3 separate regions of the Homo sapiens genome follow, and all the other regions are linked to region 2. Evidence: chromatin loops called from intact Hi-C (ENCODE). Cell type or tissue: chondrocyte. All regions are shown on one strand. Links, peaks and the distances in the headings refer to the core of each region. The heading gives the core; the rest is flanking DNA.

The links. Hi-C counts contacts between places; a loop is a spot of excess contacts. Peaks named below come from ENCODE experiments on the same cell type or tissue, not always from the same donor. Only the 100,000 strongest peaks of a DNase experiment are listed, where the experiment ranks them.
Region 1: it touches region 2 in a loop (6-fold over the local background); 23 of 110 quality-filtered maps call a loop at or near these places.
Region 3: a loop joins it to region 2, with 5 times the contacts of the local background. A loop is called at or near these places in 16 of 110 quality-filtered maps.

The regions. Positions count from the first base shown.
Region 1 is chr2:95,312,331-95,317,889 of GRCh38, reverse strand. The region is part of intron 2 of KCNIP3 (potassium voltage-gated channel interacting protein 3); the gene reads right to left. Among named protein-coding and RNA genes, the nearest start is that of KCNIP3, 18 kb to the right of the region's middle. RefSeq lists an enhancer at 1,652-2,152. In chondrocyte, for the core only: CTCF peaks have their summits at 1,252, 2,408 and 2,627 (motif pointing right); a DNase peak (open chromatin) is centred at 4,739.
Region 2 is chr2:95,204,032-95,209,590 of GRCh38, reverse strand. ZNF892 (zinc finger protein 892) reads right to left here and starts at 2,070. Exons shown (of 5, transcript NM_001395961.1): 1 at 1,757-2,070; 2 at 855-943. The coding sequence starts at 1,775. RefSeq lists a silencer at 1,741-1,970 and enhancers at 2,011-2,260, 2,421-2,550. In chondrocyte, for the core only: CTCF peaks have their summits at 1,914, 2,113 and 2,317; a DNase peak (open chromatin) is centred at 2,100.
Region 3 is chr2:95,074,110-95,079,395 of GRCh38, reverse strand. It overlaps LOC124907857 (a long non-coding RNA gene), which reads left to right and starts at 2,354. Exons shown (of 2, transcript XR_007087139.1): 1 at 2,354-2,550. LOC105373488 (a long non-coding RNA gene) reads right to left here and starts at 4,506. Exons shown (of 3, transcript XR_923076.3): 1 at 4,235-4,506; 2 at 3,480-3,652; 3 at 3,143-3,282. In chondrocyte, for the core only: CTCF peaks have their summits at 2,199 and 2,476 (motif pointing left); no DNase peak of the experiment used is centred there.

The DNA of each region.
Region 1 (5,559 bases), core at 212-5,211, 110 kb before region 2:
TGCTGGCACTCCTGCAGCCTCGGGCCAGGGCCGCACCCTGCCATCCTTGGGCCTGGCTTAATCCGCCCGACTCCTGCCCTCAGCTCTGCCCTGCCTGCCACTGTGCAGGCGGTACCCCCACAAGCCTGCTCCCTGACCTCCTCTGCCAGCCTCTCCTCAGCCTGACACTCAACACCTTTCTTTTTCTAGGACTCCCCACTCCTGGTCTGTCTGTCTGTCTCTGTCTCTCAAAAGCAGCGTCTCTCCTCTTGGTCTCAGCTTGTCCCCAGTGTCTTGGGCGCTCTGGGCCTGTCCTTCTCTCCTCTGCTTTCTGTCCCTGCTTCTGGCTCTCCCAGCCTTTCCGGGGACTGCCTGCCCCTCAGCCCAGAGCCCCGGGGCAGCCAGAGTGCACTCAGTCCTCCTGCCTTGGGTTTGCCTTCTCAGGTAGCCCCTGCCCCTGCCACAGGGCTGGCCCCTTCACCTGGTGCCTGGCCTCAGCCTCCAGGCCCCCGGAGCTCACTGTTCCTGGAGGCAGAAGGGCCCCTGCGGCTTCCTGGGCTGGGAGGCGTGGGGATGGGGTGGGCGTCACTCCTGAGCTCCCAGCACCAACAGAGGAGGTGACACTGGTGTGATTATCAGCTGAGGGTGTGATCTCACTGCAGAGGGGCCTCACCCGGGCCCCAGGGCTTCTCTGCAGCCAGACAGGGAACAGCCTGCTCTCACACAGTCCCCTGCCTAGGAGGCTCAGGGCCAGGGGCCCTGAGTAGGACGGGGGCATAGGTAGGGCCCTAGCCTTAGGCTGTCTCTTGACCTCTGACCTCTATCCACTGGCCTCATCCCTCAGCCCTGCTGTGCCTCTCTAAAATGCAGAAGGGGAAGTGGGAAGCGGTTCCTCTGCTGAGGAGCAGAAGGGAGAGCCAAATTCATGACTGGAGCTGACCAACCCCCTGCCCTCCACATTTTTGAGCACTTAGCAATAAATAAAGGCGATAACAGCCAGGCAGCTTGCTAAGGTCTTTCTGGGTGCCAGTGAGTGCCTTCAGTCATCAAAACAACCCTGCAAGCCACATGTGGCTGAGAATGCCAGTTCTGTATTCATTCTTCCTGAGTTTCACCAGCAGGGTTCAGATGCTGTTGGAGATGGAAATGCGCCCAGCTGAAAACTCCACCATTCCCCTGCCTTCCTCGCAGTGAGGGCAGCTTATCTCTGGCCAGTGGAATGGAAGCATCTGTCTTCCAGAGACTTCTGTGAGTGCTGCCTTCCTGACATGGGGACCACCACTCTCCGCTTCCACCTGGGTTCTCCTTCCTGTTGCCTGAAATGAGGCTGTGTGGGCTGCAAAGCAACCACATTGCCACAGTGAGGGGAACGGTAGAAGAACCCAAGACATTGACACTGACGTCCCCCAGCTGCCAAACTAGTGCCAGCCACCGCCTCACCCCATGTTTCCCATATAGGAGCCGATGCACCTGTCTTGATCAAGCCACTGTTATTTGGGGTTTCTGTTATATGCAAGTTCAGGCAAGCCAAGGGATCCCTTGCAGAGGGAAAGACGAGCTGCTGCGCCTCGCACCCCTGCCAGTAAAGGAAGGTGCGGTGCCCGGCGGGCCTCCTGTGCACCACAGTTAAATGTGCGGCTCAGAGGCTGTTCCGCAGGTGCAGGCCAAGTACAAGCAGTGCTGCCCCTTGGGCCTAATGACCCAGAACATTCAATGACACACGATGAGTCTAAGGCAAGTTGGAATGCTCTACGGGGCCATGGCAGGCCCCCAGAGGGGAAATCTGTGGTCTCTTGGGTTTTGAGCAATGCCAAAAATCTCTCCTGTTGGCATTCAGCTAACTTCCCACTGCTGGGCTGCTGTGGGGGTGGAGCGCCTGATGGTGAGAGAGACAGAGACAGAGAGACAGAGTAGGTGGCCATGAGCCCCGAAACACCCAACAGCAATCGAGTATCAACCTCTCGCCCAGCCCCACTGGTATCTGCATGTGCACACAGTGCTCTGTCGTCATGCCCAGGTGCTGTGGATGGGGCCCGAGGCAGGGCAGGTCTGGAGGGCGCAGGGAGGCTGTACCTGCGGGGGCTGCGACTCCCACAGTACCTGCTGCATTGCCGCTTTCCCCACAGCCCACCCGCCCCCTACGGTCTCGAAGCCGTCTGAGGAGGAAAAACTTTCGGAGGTGACTTATAGACAGAGCTGCAAGAAATGTTGGCCCCAACTCTAGGTGACACTGAGGCCCACCTAGGGGAAGGACGTGGAGAAGGGACATCTTCCTGGTACATGTGTTGCCCACATTGTCTGAAGAAGAGAGGGCCGAAGGCACAGGTTTACACTGATTCATGGATGGCTGTTAACCATTAGTTCAGGGGTCAGGGAGGTGGAGGGGCAGGATCGGGGGAGTAAGGGCTGGGAGGCCTGGGGAGGAACCACCCGGAGTGTGGGACAGCAAGTGCTTCACAAGTGCCCTCCAAGGGGCGCTGGGGCCGAGGAGGCACTGGACGATCAGGTGGGCCAGTGGTCCCCTCTGTGCACCTCACAGCCTCTGTTCCTGGCTCCTCTGGCATTTGCTTGAGAACGAAACACCGTAGATTCAATAAAAGAACTTCTCCCTGGGCCGATCAGGCTGCAGCTGCAGTTCAGTGCCCAGCCAGCCACCAGGTGGCAGGTCAGCCACTCTGCATCCCTGCCATCACTCTGGGGCTCCCATTATCCTCATGGGAGTGATGGTCACTCTGGGTGTGACCTTCCCTCTGGCCTGCCCTGGTGCTGCCAGCACCTCCCCCATCACGGTGCCTCCACGCCATAGATCCCAAGCAACAGACTCATTTCACCACGGAATAGAGCGGTGTGACCAAAGACCAGGGCTCACAGGCTCCCGTCCCCGTCCTGTGCCCACCCCCAGAGGCAGCTGGCCTCACAGAACAGTGATGAGACCCGCTGAAGACTGGTTCTGGCAGCCGTTGCGGGTTCCAGGGCTGCCCTGTCGGGTGCCAGTGACACTGCTGGATGTGCTGCCTCTCCCCCAGCCAGAAGAACAAGCCCGGAGCCCGGGAAAACACGCAAAGGCCCCTCCCTCATCCAGTGCCTGCTCACCGCACCTCTGCTGCTCCTCACCAATACTCCAGGCTCTGGATTAGAGGCTTTAAATTCCCATGGGAGAATGGGTCCCCAGCAGGAGGCAGCAGGGGTTCTGCTAAACTGGAAGCTGGGACGGCCGCCTGGCCATGCTGGGCCCCTCACACCACTCAGACCAACTGGCATCAAGGGCCATCGGCCAGTGAATGACCCTATTATCGAGGGGAGCAGGGAGGACTCTGCTTCAAATCCAGTGAATTCTCCAGGGAGCCTAGCAACACTGCCAGTTACAGTGATGAAAGTCAGTGGGGGCTTCTAGCAACCCCAATGAGGCAGGACCACCCAGGACTCAGATCCCTCAGGAATGGGGGTTTGGATCACTCCACCAAGGACTCAGCCACATCTTTGTGGCTTTAATCCATCTTTAATCCATCTTTGTGGTGGATTAAAGATGGCCACAGATGTCATACTACAACCCCATGGAAAGGGGTTAATTCTCAGAAATCCTTGAAAATTTGCACTGATCTGACATCTCACTTTGATATCATGTATCTTGATGCTTCATGATGTCAATTGTATCCTGTATCTTCAAATACGCGAAAATTCTGTTTATAGATCTTTACGTATTAGAGACGAGTTAACTCACCTTTTGTTCCGATGCCTTTCTGCTACCCCTCTTTCCCAGGAGCACTGGTGGTGGTGTCTTTATGATTTTACGTGGGGTTGCCATGGCACCCCGGGGAGAATGAGCATCTCCCTGGGATGCATCGGCGACTGAGGAGGATGTGGGTCTTCTCTCTGGGGGAGGGGCATGTGCATGCGTGTGTGTAAGTATGCGTGTGTGTGTGCTCATGTGTGTGTGTATGTGTGTGTGCTTGTGTGTGTATGTGTGTGTGTGTGTATGTGTGTGTGTGTGTGTGAGGAATGGCTGCACCGTGTCACACAGAAGCGTGCAGCAGCTGCTAGAGCGTTCCTGCCAGAGTGGTCCAGGATGCCAGGCATCTCCCAAGGCGCTAGGTGGGGCCCTGGCTTCGTCCCATTCAGACCTCGTTCTCTGGTCCTCCGGAGTTTCTGTGAACTTCCTGAGGCCTGGAGCCCACCCTGTTTCGGTTGTCTGCAGCTGGGACCCCAGGTTATTTGTGGGTGACATTATTATTCCAGTTGAAGAAACCCAAGTCCCACAGCCCTTGTGGGCATCAAACTTGAGAAACAGGTCTGTCCAGTTGTGGCACTGGCCATGCCTCTGGAGAGGCATCCTGCAGGGAGAGGCTTTAGATGCAGGGGAGGCATGCAGGGCAGGCCAGAGTCCCAGCTTCCGGGTCATGGAAGAGGGTCCAAGGAGCTTCTAGGCTGAGGATGGGGCGCCTCTCCTGGGTAGGGTGGGGCCAGGCTGCCTGTGCTCTGAGTCTCCTGGGCTCCCCTCTTAGAGGCCCCACTGCTGGCCACCTCCTGACTCCATCCTGGGGTCTTCACACCCAGAATTGGCCACCCAGGGCCCAGCCACAGATGCTCTAGCCCTTGCCCACTGTCTCCAGGACCCTGGGTCCTGTCCACTCCTTGCCGACGTTCTACCTCACCCAAGCCTCCAGGACTCCCAGGCTGGGCCTTGGCTTTCACTCCCAGCTGTTCCCGACATGTGTCTCTGGCCCCACTTCTGCTGAATGGAAAAACCCCAGTACAAGGGCACAGTGTCTGGGCCGCCCCCCTCCCACAGGACCCCAAGGCTCAGGACACCGTGCTGGGCCTCGCAGAGCACACAGTGGGGCTGCACTGAATGGGCCCCATTGTTCTTTGCACCCAGAGCCTGTGCCAGCTCCCAAAGAGGGGGGATGCCTCATCTGCACACCGCGCAGCACTTCACACGTGCACAAAGCCCTCAGTGTGACCACACCAGCCCGGCCTCCTTGCGGGACACACACGGGACGTGTTTGGACTGAAGAGAGGAGACCCGGGAGCTATGGCCAAGGGAGACAAAGGGCACATTGGAGTCCCGGCTCCTCTGTCCGTGAGGTCCCTGGGCTCCCTCGTCCCTCAGCTCCCACCAAAGACGCTCGTCAGGGTGGGCACCGTGGAGCTCTGGGCCCGAGCCTCCCCCACCCCAACCCCCGCTTCTTGTGCCATCTGCTGAGTCACGTGACCTCTCTGAGCTGCCATGGACGCTCTGGTAAATCAGGGTGATGAGCTCCACACTGCCTTCCTTGCACAATCAAATAGGCTCTTGGATGTGTCGTTCACATCTGCTCCCAGTGCCGGCACAAGGTCCGGTAAACACATCCATGCAGGGGAACAAACCCATCGCTGGTGCCCTGGCCCAGCCCTGGCCCTGTCTCCTGTGCGCCTTTGACAAGTTGTTCAGCAAACGTGTCCTGACAGCTGGGTGTGGAAAGGCCCTGCCCTCTAGGAAGCTTCCGTGAGGTGGGATGGGGCATGCAGGGGTGGGCCGTGCAGGGGTGGTCCCCCCCGCCCTGACTTGAACACGCCATGCCGGCCCCTCTGTCACCTTTC
Region 2 (5,559 bases), core at 173-5,172:
TTAGGCCTGGTGTGACGGAAATAAAGAGTCCCAGCACCTGAACCAAGGGGTCTGCCAATCTCCCACTGTCTTGGCCAGATCTTACAGAAGCATCTTTACTAATCCTCTCTCTCCAATCAGCTATGGCATGTTTCATCTTGCTGGGCCTCTAAAAACCTTCATGAGGCCTTCATTTGCCTCTGGAATAAGACCGAGTGTAGACTGTCCTGGGGTCTGGGTACAACACAGCCGAGCTTCCCTCACCACAGTCTAGGTCAACCCACAGTGACTCACACATCCACACATCCTCGGAAGACCTCCAACTCCCTCATCATTTGAAGACTTTTTTTTTATTTTTTGGCCAAAGCTATTCTGTCTTGTAATATTCCCTTATTCTACCCTCCAACTACCCACTCTCTCTTGTTTTTCAAAGTACAGATTTATCCCACACTTCTCCCAAACAGATGATAAAAAAAAACTCTTTCAGAGACTTTCATGACTTGTCTGGACCAATGATTTCTATGTTTAAAAAATACCTATTTCTTCGTGTTTAACTATTTTATTTATGTATTTCTCACTGCCTTAGTAAACTCCACGATGCAGGAGCAAGTGGCTTTTACTTCTTTGCATCTCACCAAGGCCAATTACAGTACTCAATGTGTGTGCAGCAAACACTCAGTGGGCAGAGAGAAAGCAACGCTGGGAAGAAAGTTCTGCACAACTGAAGAACACTTCCTTTGGGGTCATCAGTCATCAGTTTATCAGGATGAACCCAGTGGTCTAAGCATCAGGGCTGAGCAATTCCATAAGCACTGGAAGGAAAGACATCCTTGCTCTGAGAACAGAAGGAAAAGAAAGAAGAAATCTAAACTTACTTGGGACCCAGGGGTCAGCAGCACAGCAGTCACGTCATTTTCTTTTGGGTTTCCAGCATGGAGAAGGTCTGAGTCCTCAAAAAGTGATCCTAAAAGTGGAGACAGGAGCCATGATGATTACTCTGTCCTTGCAATAAACTAGCAGGAAGTGCCACACACCAGCTAGTTGTCATCTAAGAAGAGTCAACACTGGGAACCAAACGAAAATCGCATAATATCTTTTAATCAAGACACCTTGACCATTGCTGTCTCAGGCTCCTCCTATTCTCTGTCCTTAAACTCCAGTAGAACTCCTATGAGCATCTGGACATATAAATTAAACATATTTTTATATTGCATGTGCTAAGTAGTCAAAATAATACTCAAAGTCTTTGTATGTCCACGCCTCAGTGATTCATCTGTGTTGTATTCCAGGCTCACAGGATAAACGAAGACTAAATTCTTTTTGAACACTGACTTTTCAGATATTAATACAACACCGCCTGACTCAGAAAAGTGATGCGTCTTATGGAAAAACCACCACCACCACCAAAAACAAAACAGGATTGTAAACAAATTCCGTGACTTCTCAAATCCCTGCTTTCCCTACCTTCCAAAAGGGTCGGATAGTTCCTTCCTACTGCCTTATGGGGCTCCTCTGAGATCAAAAAAGAAGTCATTATCAAAAGCCAAATTGTCAGATGTGTTGATATTTTCCCTTGAGCAAGGGAGGCATCCAGCGCCCTACAGACCAGGAGGGCAATGGAAGTGGCGGGCTATCCCTCAAAACCCCAAGTGAGACCGGCTAGTAGGAAGGGGCTCGTGACGCTACTCCTTCCTGAGCCTGCGCCAGCCAGAGGTAGCCTTTCTCCCTTTCTCCCTCTGCAGCGGGCACCAAGGCCGCATCACTCCCAAATCCTCACCTCTGCCCTCAGGTTCCATGGAGACTCCTTCCTCCGGCCCGCGCTGGAGGCAACCGCGACAGGGGAAGGAGCCGGAGGTCCGCCGCTCGGGTCCCCCAAGAGGCCGGGAACGCACGCGTGGGCAGCCTGGCGCCCCCACCCGGGGGTCCTCCCGCCACCCTCCTCCCGGACACTCAGATTAAAAGGGGATGCGTTCAGCCCTCCTCTACCCTGGGTTCGACCTCCAGCCACACACTGAGGAAGCCGAGCCCGACGACAAAGGCATCTAACAGCCGGCGGGGACGCCTAGCGCCGGCCAACCATGAGGCCGAACTACCACTCCCAGAATCCTCCGCGGGGCGCGGCTGACGGCCCTCACTCCCAACACCGCTTCCCAGAGGACCCTGCGGCCACCTGCTCCCGGGGCTGCGTTTCTTGCCGCGGCACGCTCCTGACCGACCTGGAGGAGCGCTGACCAGCTGGCTGAACCCTGCCAGCGACTCTGGAAGGGCCGCTCCTCCCTCGGTGCCGACTCTGGGCGGTGGCCGCGCCAAACCCCGCCCGGCGTGGGACTTTTCGCATCTCCGCTACTGTGAGGGCGGAAGGCGGCGCCCTTGACCTACGCAGGATCCTTCCCGGGCTGCGGTGCTCCATCGGAGGGGAGGCGCCCGGCGGTGTCCTCGCTGCTGCGCCTCCATGCATCGGCCCTTCGTGGCCAACACAGAGGTGATCTCAGTTTACTTTAACCAGGGATGTTTGTACCATATTGCACCTCGGAATAAAGAAAAATGGAATTTCAATCCCGAAATCACTTCAACCCCAAAAACGGCCACGTCTCCAAGAAGAACCAGTAAACTAGTCTTGCTGCCCCAAGGAGGCTGGAGCCTGGAGGTCTTGCTGAAATCCCTAACCTTGTTTTTACTCTAACTCGTTACTTTGAATTTTATCCTGCTTGTCTCTTTAATCACCTAGCCTTGCTTCTCATGTAAATAAGACTCTCTCTAGCTGGGAAAGCCGGACAAACTCCAGTTGACCCCTTAATTTACAAGACACTAAGGGCTCCTTACCCAACCCCCTTCCGCAAGGAGTTGACCTGTGTAAGCAGATCCTCAGCATTTCAAAGGAGCCCAATTAATTGATAAGGTATTAGCACCAACAATGTATGAAGTTCCCAGGATTTTTCTCAAAGAGAAAACATAAAGCCTTGAGTTCGTGTCCGGCATACCCCGTATATCTAATTATAATGAAAGATTTAAAGCCTTGCACCTGGTACCGTTGCTCTTCTTGTAACCGTTTGTCTTTTAAATTGTTTATCACTTTGTAACCATTTGTTTTTTGATTTTGGCATGTTTTTACTTCTGTAGAATTATTGCATTTGAGTTCCCCTCCCCTTCCTAAACCTAGATATAAAAGTTAATCAACTCCCTTCCTCGGGGCCGAAAGAATTTTGAGCTTTAGCCGTCTCTTTGGCCGCCGGCTTAATAAAGGACTCTTAATTCGTGTCAAAGTATGGCGTTTTTCTCCAACTCGCCTGGGTACAACATTGCAGACTCCCCAGGAGCTCTAGGGGTGGGCGGGTCTTCAGGCTAGTGCGTGTTTTCACTTACCTTCCCACAATAAAGTGTCAGGTTTCTGTCCAGTTCAGATTCCCAAGAGAAAATTTAATTAGCTATGTCCTTGTGGATACAAGCCACAATGTCCAATTGACCTTTCTCCAGCAGAATCTCCAATTTTTAGATAGGCTCAAGGCTTCCCAAGGCTTCTCATTATTCCTGCCCTTTGCCCTCCCCAGCACCCACAGCCCCTTGCTGACTGGAACGTAGGAAATCATCATGGGCTGTGTGAACTAGGTTAAGACCCTAGGGATGGTAAACCAACAAGATAGAAGGAACGGAGCCCCGGGTAATTTGTTGGAACAGAGCTTGGGCTTTAGCATGAGAGAGATGCAAACTTCTATTTTGTATAAGCCAGTATTATTTTGGGTTTCTTCTGCACAGATAACCACACTTAACCTCTAACTGGTCCGTAGATTGGCTGCATTTGGTCCAGGCAGCTAGGGCTGGTGGGGATAAAGGACTTGTGGTAGAGACACAACCCTGCCACCTCAAATGACAGCCAAAGGGAGTCTCCCCACTCTTCCTTCCGCAGGAGATATGGGATGGGCAGTTTCCTTCAGAAGATGCTTCATATGAAAGACACTACTCGCTGATGTTGCTACGGAAACCCCAGGGATAAGGTCTAGGCCCTGCAGCTTGCTGCACAAAAAAAGCCAATCACTGAGAGGAGTATTGCCAAGGAAGAAGGCTTTAATCAAATGCTACAACCAAGGAGATGGGAGACCAGCTGTAAATCCATCTCCCTGACCTACTAAAACCAGGGGTCTATATAGCAGGGAAGAAATGTAACTGTGTGGGGGAAAACAGGAACTAGGGAGGAATAAGGAAGCAATCATGATGAATGAGGGGTCTGGTGTATCCTTGTCTGGGTGCCATCATCTGGTGTTTCAGTTCTTTGATACTTGTTTTTTTTTTTTTCATCAAATGCTCCCTCAGAATCATCTTTTCATACTTTTTTGAGAGGCTTGAGGGTCTTTCCTGAGGAAGGAACTATGATAAAACAAGTATAAGCTTCAAGCTTTAAGACCAGAGAGTCTGCCGGGCGCGGTAGATCATGCCTATTATCATACCCAGCACTTTGGGAGGCCGAGGTGGGTGGATCACTTGAGGTCAGGAGTTTGAGACCAGCCTGGCCAACATGATGAAACCTCGTCTCTACTAAAAACAGAAAAATTAGCCGGGCGTGGTGGTGCACGCCTGTAATCCCAGCTACTCAGGAGGCTGAGACAGGAGAATCGCTTGAACCCATGAGGGGAGGTTGCAGTGAGCAGAGATCGTGCCAGTGCACTCCAACCTGGGCAACAGAGCAAGACTCTGTCTCAAAAAAAACAAAAAACAAACAACAACAACAAAAAAAAAAACCACCAAAGAGTCACTTTCTATGTTTATCCAAAATAAAGTCTATGGGACTATTGACTGGTTTCAACGTGTCTAGAGTACCCCTTTCTTCTTGTTGCTAACCATCCCCATCACAGATATCCCTTCTTTGTTACCATATCAATTGTCAGTCCTCATCTCACTTTATTAACAGCAGGTGATAACACTTGGCTACTCCCTGCTCCTGGAAATACTCCCTGGTTTTCTTCCTCCTTGACTGGTCACTCTTTCTCAATCTCATTAGGTATTTCCTCTTCTACTCACCTCTAAGCCAGTGTTTTCCAAACAACAGTCATGCATCACTTAACAACCAGGATACTCTCGGAGAAATGCATTCTTAGGTGATTTTGTTCTTGTGTGAACGTCATAGAATGTATTTATGAAAACCTAGACTGTACCACCTACTGCACACCCAGGCTATATGGTATAGCCTGTTGCTCCAAAGCTATAAACATGTACAGCAGGTTATGTGGTGAATACTGCAGGTCATTGTAACACAATGGTATTTGTGTATCTAAACATAATATAGAAAGGATAAAACAAAATATAAAAGATATGGTACCCCTGTATAGGGCACTTACCATGATTGGAGCTTTCAAGACTAGAAGTTACTCTGTTACCAAAACACTTTCATCTCCTAAGATAGCAATGCCTGCTTCCAGGATACCTCCCGAAGGATCTCTCTGAAGCTGTTTTACAGTTAACTTTTTTCTTGTAAGTCTAGGTCCTGCCACTCACAGCACAGGAAGCCGATGACTGAGACCATAATCTCACTGCACAGGAAGCCAATGACTGAGACGATTATTGGGTGCTGCAGCTGTGAAGATGGGA
Region 3 (5,286 bases), core at 1-5,000, 130 kb after region 2:
TCCGCCCCCAGCACCCTCCACCACCATCTTAGCTTTCTGAAAGTAATGAGCTCTCCATCGCGTAAGTGTTACATAAAATCCACACTGTCAGCCAGTGTAGCATGGGTGGAGAGTAAAGCATCCTGCTGTGTGTCATTGGTGGCTGATGGGCTGCAGGGGACAAACAGCAGCTCAGCTCCTAGACCTGTGGCATGTGAGTTGAGTCAGCATCTCAATAGCCCAGTGCTGCTACTTCTAAGAGGCTCATTTTTAAAAAAATTTTTAATTTTTTTTAGGGACAGAGTCTCGGTCTGTTGACCAGGCTGGAGTGTAGTGGTGTAAACAGCTCACTGCAGCCTCGACTTCCTGGGATGAAGCGATCCTGTACTTCAGCCTCCAGTGTAACTGGCCACAGGCACATGCCACCACACCCAGCTAATCTTTTTTTTTCTTTTTGTAGACACAGTGTCTCACTTTGTTGCCTAGGCTGGTCTTGAACTCCTTGCTGAAGCAATCCTCCTGCCTCAGCCTCCCAAAGTGCTGGGATTACAGGCGTGAGTAACTGCGTCGGCCAGAGGCTCATTTATTTTTAGAAAGGCAAGCAAATGAGAGCCGAGCTCTGGGTGCAGGCAGAAGCAATGAGTGTCTATGCTGCACAGTGCTGTCACTGGCTGCCACAGCTCTGCAGCCTGCGACAGGGAGAAGCACCTTGGCTTTTTCTTAGCACTCAAATCAGTGATTCTGGACCCTCAGAGATTTGCTCGTTACTTTGATATTGATTGAGCTCCTCATTCTTAACTAGAATATTGTTTGGTGTGTGTTAGTGTCCTGTGACTTTAAGGTTTTTTTTTTTTTTTCTATGTGCTGACATTTATTGAACACTTGACATGTGCTTGACAGTGTTGTAATCCACTTACATATTTAAATTAACAACCTTGAGCACTTAGATCCCCAAATTAAAAAACTTGCTCAAAGTAACACATAGCTAGTAAGAGGTGAGGCCACGGTTGACACCCAGGCAGGCTGGCTCCAGTGCCCAGCTCCTAAGACAAGCTGCCCCAATGAGGCTGGACAAGTTCCCTTACCTGGGAATCCCAGCTCAGAGAGTTGAGGGGAGGCAAGGGTTTCAAGGCCTTTGAAAGAAAGCTCAAGGAGCACTGAGGAGTGAAAGGATTTTTGCGTAGGGTCATAAGGGACAGTAGGAGGTGTGTGTGTGCATGTGCGTGCACACACTGGGTAGAGGGCCAAGGGACTGTGGCCTCGGGGAGCTTATGGCTAGTTCAGAGCTGAAGCTGGATTGTGTGTGCATGTGGGTCCCGAGCCATCTGTCGTGAGCGGTGCAAATTCAAGGATAACCCGGTCCGCACATGTTTTGTCTTTCCACAGTGTCAGACTTTGATTGATGTTATTTCAATCACAGGAGCCATGAGCGCCATGGAGTTCCCCAGGGGGCAGTTCTCCTTAGTACTTTCTGTTCACTTCCCAAGTCAGAGCACATATGCTCAAGCCACTCCACAAGCCAGTCAGTATTACAAGCCATGCAGAGTCATATATACTTAATCAATATATAGATGTTATATATTAAACATTCCACAGCACACAGTAACATTTAACATGAAGAGAAGGGCGGCAGGAAAAAGGTTAACAAACCAGTCCAAGGAGAGTAACAGAGAAAAAGAAATCTCCTGGTGTGGGCTGGTGCAATCTTCGGTACTTTTAGGAAGTGTCTTTGATGTGAGCAGATGTCAGGTGCTGATCACCAGTGACTGTAAGACTGGGTCTGTTAAGACGGCCACTTGGGGCTGCTGAAGTCCTGCTCTTATGGCCACAGTGTCCTCTGATGAGGACTGAGTGGAGGAGTGTGCTTGGTTATGTCCTTGTCTGGCTGGATGCAGTCTTTATTGATCAGGCGAAACATCGGGTCCCTGTTAGCAAAGTGTCCTATGATATGTAAAATGCAGTCTTTTTCTAAGATGGAGTTAGTTATGTCAAGGGTGCTGTGTACAGTGGGACACATAGTGGTTGCGGAGGCTTGTGGGGAGGGGGGAAGGGAGAGGACCCCGGCAGCTGCACAGGCCCCTGTAGGGTGGGTGGGACGCCCCGCTGTAGTCATGGGGCCCTCCGATCCCCCCCAGCTCTGCCCAGCGGGCTGTTGAGCCCTGGTAGGGTCCCTGCAGGTTGGGGGCGCCCCGCCAGGATAGCGGCCAGGAAAACCTCCCTGTTTCACCAGGCTCTCTGGGAGGCGCGGGCGGAGTGCGCTGGCGTTTGGGACGCTGGTGGCGCCTGCTGGGACCTGGGGAGCGTCCCCTGCCCCCACCCTCGGGCTGGCGGCGCGCTCAGCCGCAGGAAGGAGGCTTTGTTCCGTGTCCCCGGCAGTCTCATCCTCTTAGCTGCTGCTGGTTTGAGGAGCGTTCTGTGCGGGTCTGGACGCCCCCGCCTGAACAAGGTGCTTTCTAGAGGGGGCGAGTAAGCGAGCACCACTCGGTGTTTGCTCCGCGAACGCCACCTGCTGGCCCGAACTGGGTTGGGCACTGGAGTTTCACGAGAGTGCTGAGGCGCCGGTCCCGCCAGGTGAGCTGCACCCAGGAGGCACCCTCCTGCCAGGGGTGACCTAGTGGGCGGGGCCTGCCTGAGGGTAGCCAGGAAGGGTGTTCCGGGAGGGAGGGAGGTACTGCTGGCCGAGGGCTCAGCACTCTGCACTGATTGTGTGGTTTTTTTTTTCACTGTTTTTGTTTTTTGAGACGGTTTTTCGCTCTTGTCGCCCAGGCTGGAGTGCAATGGCGCAATCTCGGCTCACTGCAACCTCCGCCTCCCGGGTTCAAGCCTCAGCCTCCCCAGTAGTTGGGATTACAGGGGCCCGCCACCACGCCCGGCTAATTTTTGTATATTTCGTAGAGACGGGGTTTCACCATGTTGGCCAGGCTAGTCTCTAACTCCTGACCTCAGGTGATCCACCCGCCTCGGCCTCCCAAAGTGCTGGGATTACAGGCGTGAGCCACCGCTCCCGACCGATTGTGGTTATTTAAACAACCCGAAGTAGAAAAAAACCCGTGAGCTTTACTTTCAAGCATAAAGTAGGATACAGGGATTGGGTGGCACTGGAAAGCTTCAGAACGTTCTTTCTTGGATGCATGGCGCAATGAGAGACCCAACAGACCAAGGGTCAGGAAGAAAAAACAATTTACTATTCAAATAATGAGATATGGGTCCAACCTCTGCAGTGTAGTCAGTGAATGAATAATAAAAAGAGGGTTGTGTGGCCTGGGGCTGCTCTTGCTTCCTCTGGGTCCTCAGTTTCCCCATCTGTAAAACAAAGGGACAGACCAGACCGCATGATCCTTAACTGGGGCTGAGGCTACAGCCTTAGGTTTCCAGGGTGCAGATCTTGATATTCCCTGGGCACAGCGCCTGAGCACAGATTCCTCTGTGGGGAGATGGACTCACATCCCTGGGAACCCTGCTGGAAGTATCTGCCCAAGCAAGCAGCTCTGAGCCCTTACCTGAAGGTTCATCTTTGGCAATGGGATTCCTTGGAAAGAAAGCTGCCCCTTAACCCCGGGGGCTGCCGTGGGGTGCCCACATAGCAGGGCTGTAATATTTTTTTCTTATCTCTGGAGAGCAGCTCAATTCATGTCCAGTAAACACAAACCCGGAGGCCCTTTCTTGATGAACACTGCAGATATAATGAAAAACTGGCTCAGATCTTCATCTTACAAATGCAGCTGCTGCTTCAGACATGGTGCTTCCCCCAGGCTTATGGGGATTCAACTCATAGACTCATGTAAACACACATGTAACCCATGGCACCCTCAGGGCCTGGGACAGCAGTCCAGAGCGGGATCTCTCTGCCTCCTAAGGCTGGCCCTGGAGAAGTCGCTTGGGGCAGATGTGAGGGGGATCACCAAAGGGAGGGGGAATTGCCACCAGCACATCCAAGATCATTCCTAGAAGGCAAGCAGCAACCTCCACGCCAGGTTTTCTGTGGCTCTCCGGAAGCCCTTGGATGCCTGTCCATTAAAAGAGGAGTCATTCAGGCCCTTCGCAAATGCTGGTGCCACAGTGGCTTTCAGAGGAGGCCTCATGGCCCCTCCTGACGTCCCCTTGGTACTTGGCTCCCCGGCCCTCTGCAGTCTCATCTGGAACACTGTCTGCTGTCCTGCTCCTTCCAGGGGTTCTGTGGCATTGCCCTTTTCAGCCCGGCCTGAGCTCCTGGGCAGCAAGGCTTCCCCTCCGACCCCCAGCAGCCTTCACCCACCTGCCCTGGGGGCTTTGTTCCTGCCTCTGGGACCCAGGGATGTGACCATGCCTCCAGGAGCCTTCGTCACCTGCTCCCAGGGTTGGGCAGGGTGTCCCTCCCAGCAGAGCCATCCTGGCTGCCCTCAGGCTGTGGCTCCCACCAGAAGCTGACAGCCTCCAGCAAAGCCAGAAATGGCCCCCTTGGCGGTTCCACCTGGCCCTCCCTTCCGTTGACAAGAATGCGACCTGAGTTGTTGCTTGTTGTTAACCCCTGTGCAGCAGCTTCCAAAGAAACTGCTTCAAAGCACGGGGCAGGGAGGGCTCCGCAGGGTTTGGAGGCAGAGGCAGCCTGAAAACAGGTGGCAAAGCTCTGAGGGCGGGTGCAGGAACAAAGCTGTGTGCGCTCTGCCCCATGTGTTCCAGCAAAACAGGATGTCGGTTAGTGGAGAAGGAGCAAAAGTGCCTCTGAAGTATTCTTGAGAAGGTCATGGTTGCTTCTCAGAAAGGGCATTTACCACAGACCAAGCAGAATTTCCCAGCTGGGCGCCTGGGGACTGGGGATCGTGCTGTTGAGCACAGGGGCATCTGAGAGCATTCGGACACTGCTGGCCTTCACCTCACACAGCCTCAGGTGTCCGGTGTGCTCTCCTCTCCAGATGGCCATATGGCCAGGGCTTCTTGTGTCCTTGGGCTGCGCAGGAGTGAAATCTCCTTTCCTGCCCGCAGGAAGCCACGTGGGCTTCAGTGGCCGTTTTGATTTGCGCCTATGAATCAGACGCTGGCCAGATCACCCTCCATAGCCCCTGCCCACGCCTAGGGAAGGACAATGGGGTCAGCCATGCGGTTGGCCAGGTATTGAGGGCTTGTTCATGGTGTCTTTGTGGGCCTGACAGAAGCCTTTGAGGCCATTAACACCCAAACCCTTCCACTCAATGTTGGGCAGGCTGAGAACTCTTCTAAGAATCTAAGAGTCAGCCTGAAGTATCGGGTGGGGTGGGGCTTCACTAGGATGGCAGCCACGGTGCCCTCACCCTCACCCCAGGCAGTTCCATGGTCAAAAGGCTCACTCTG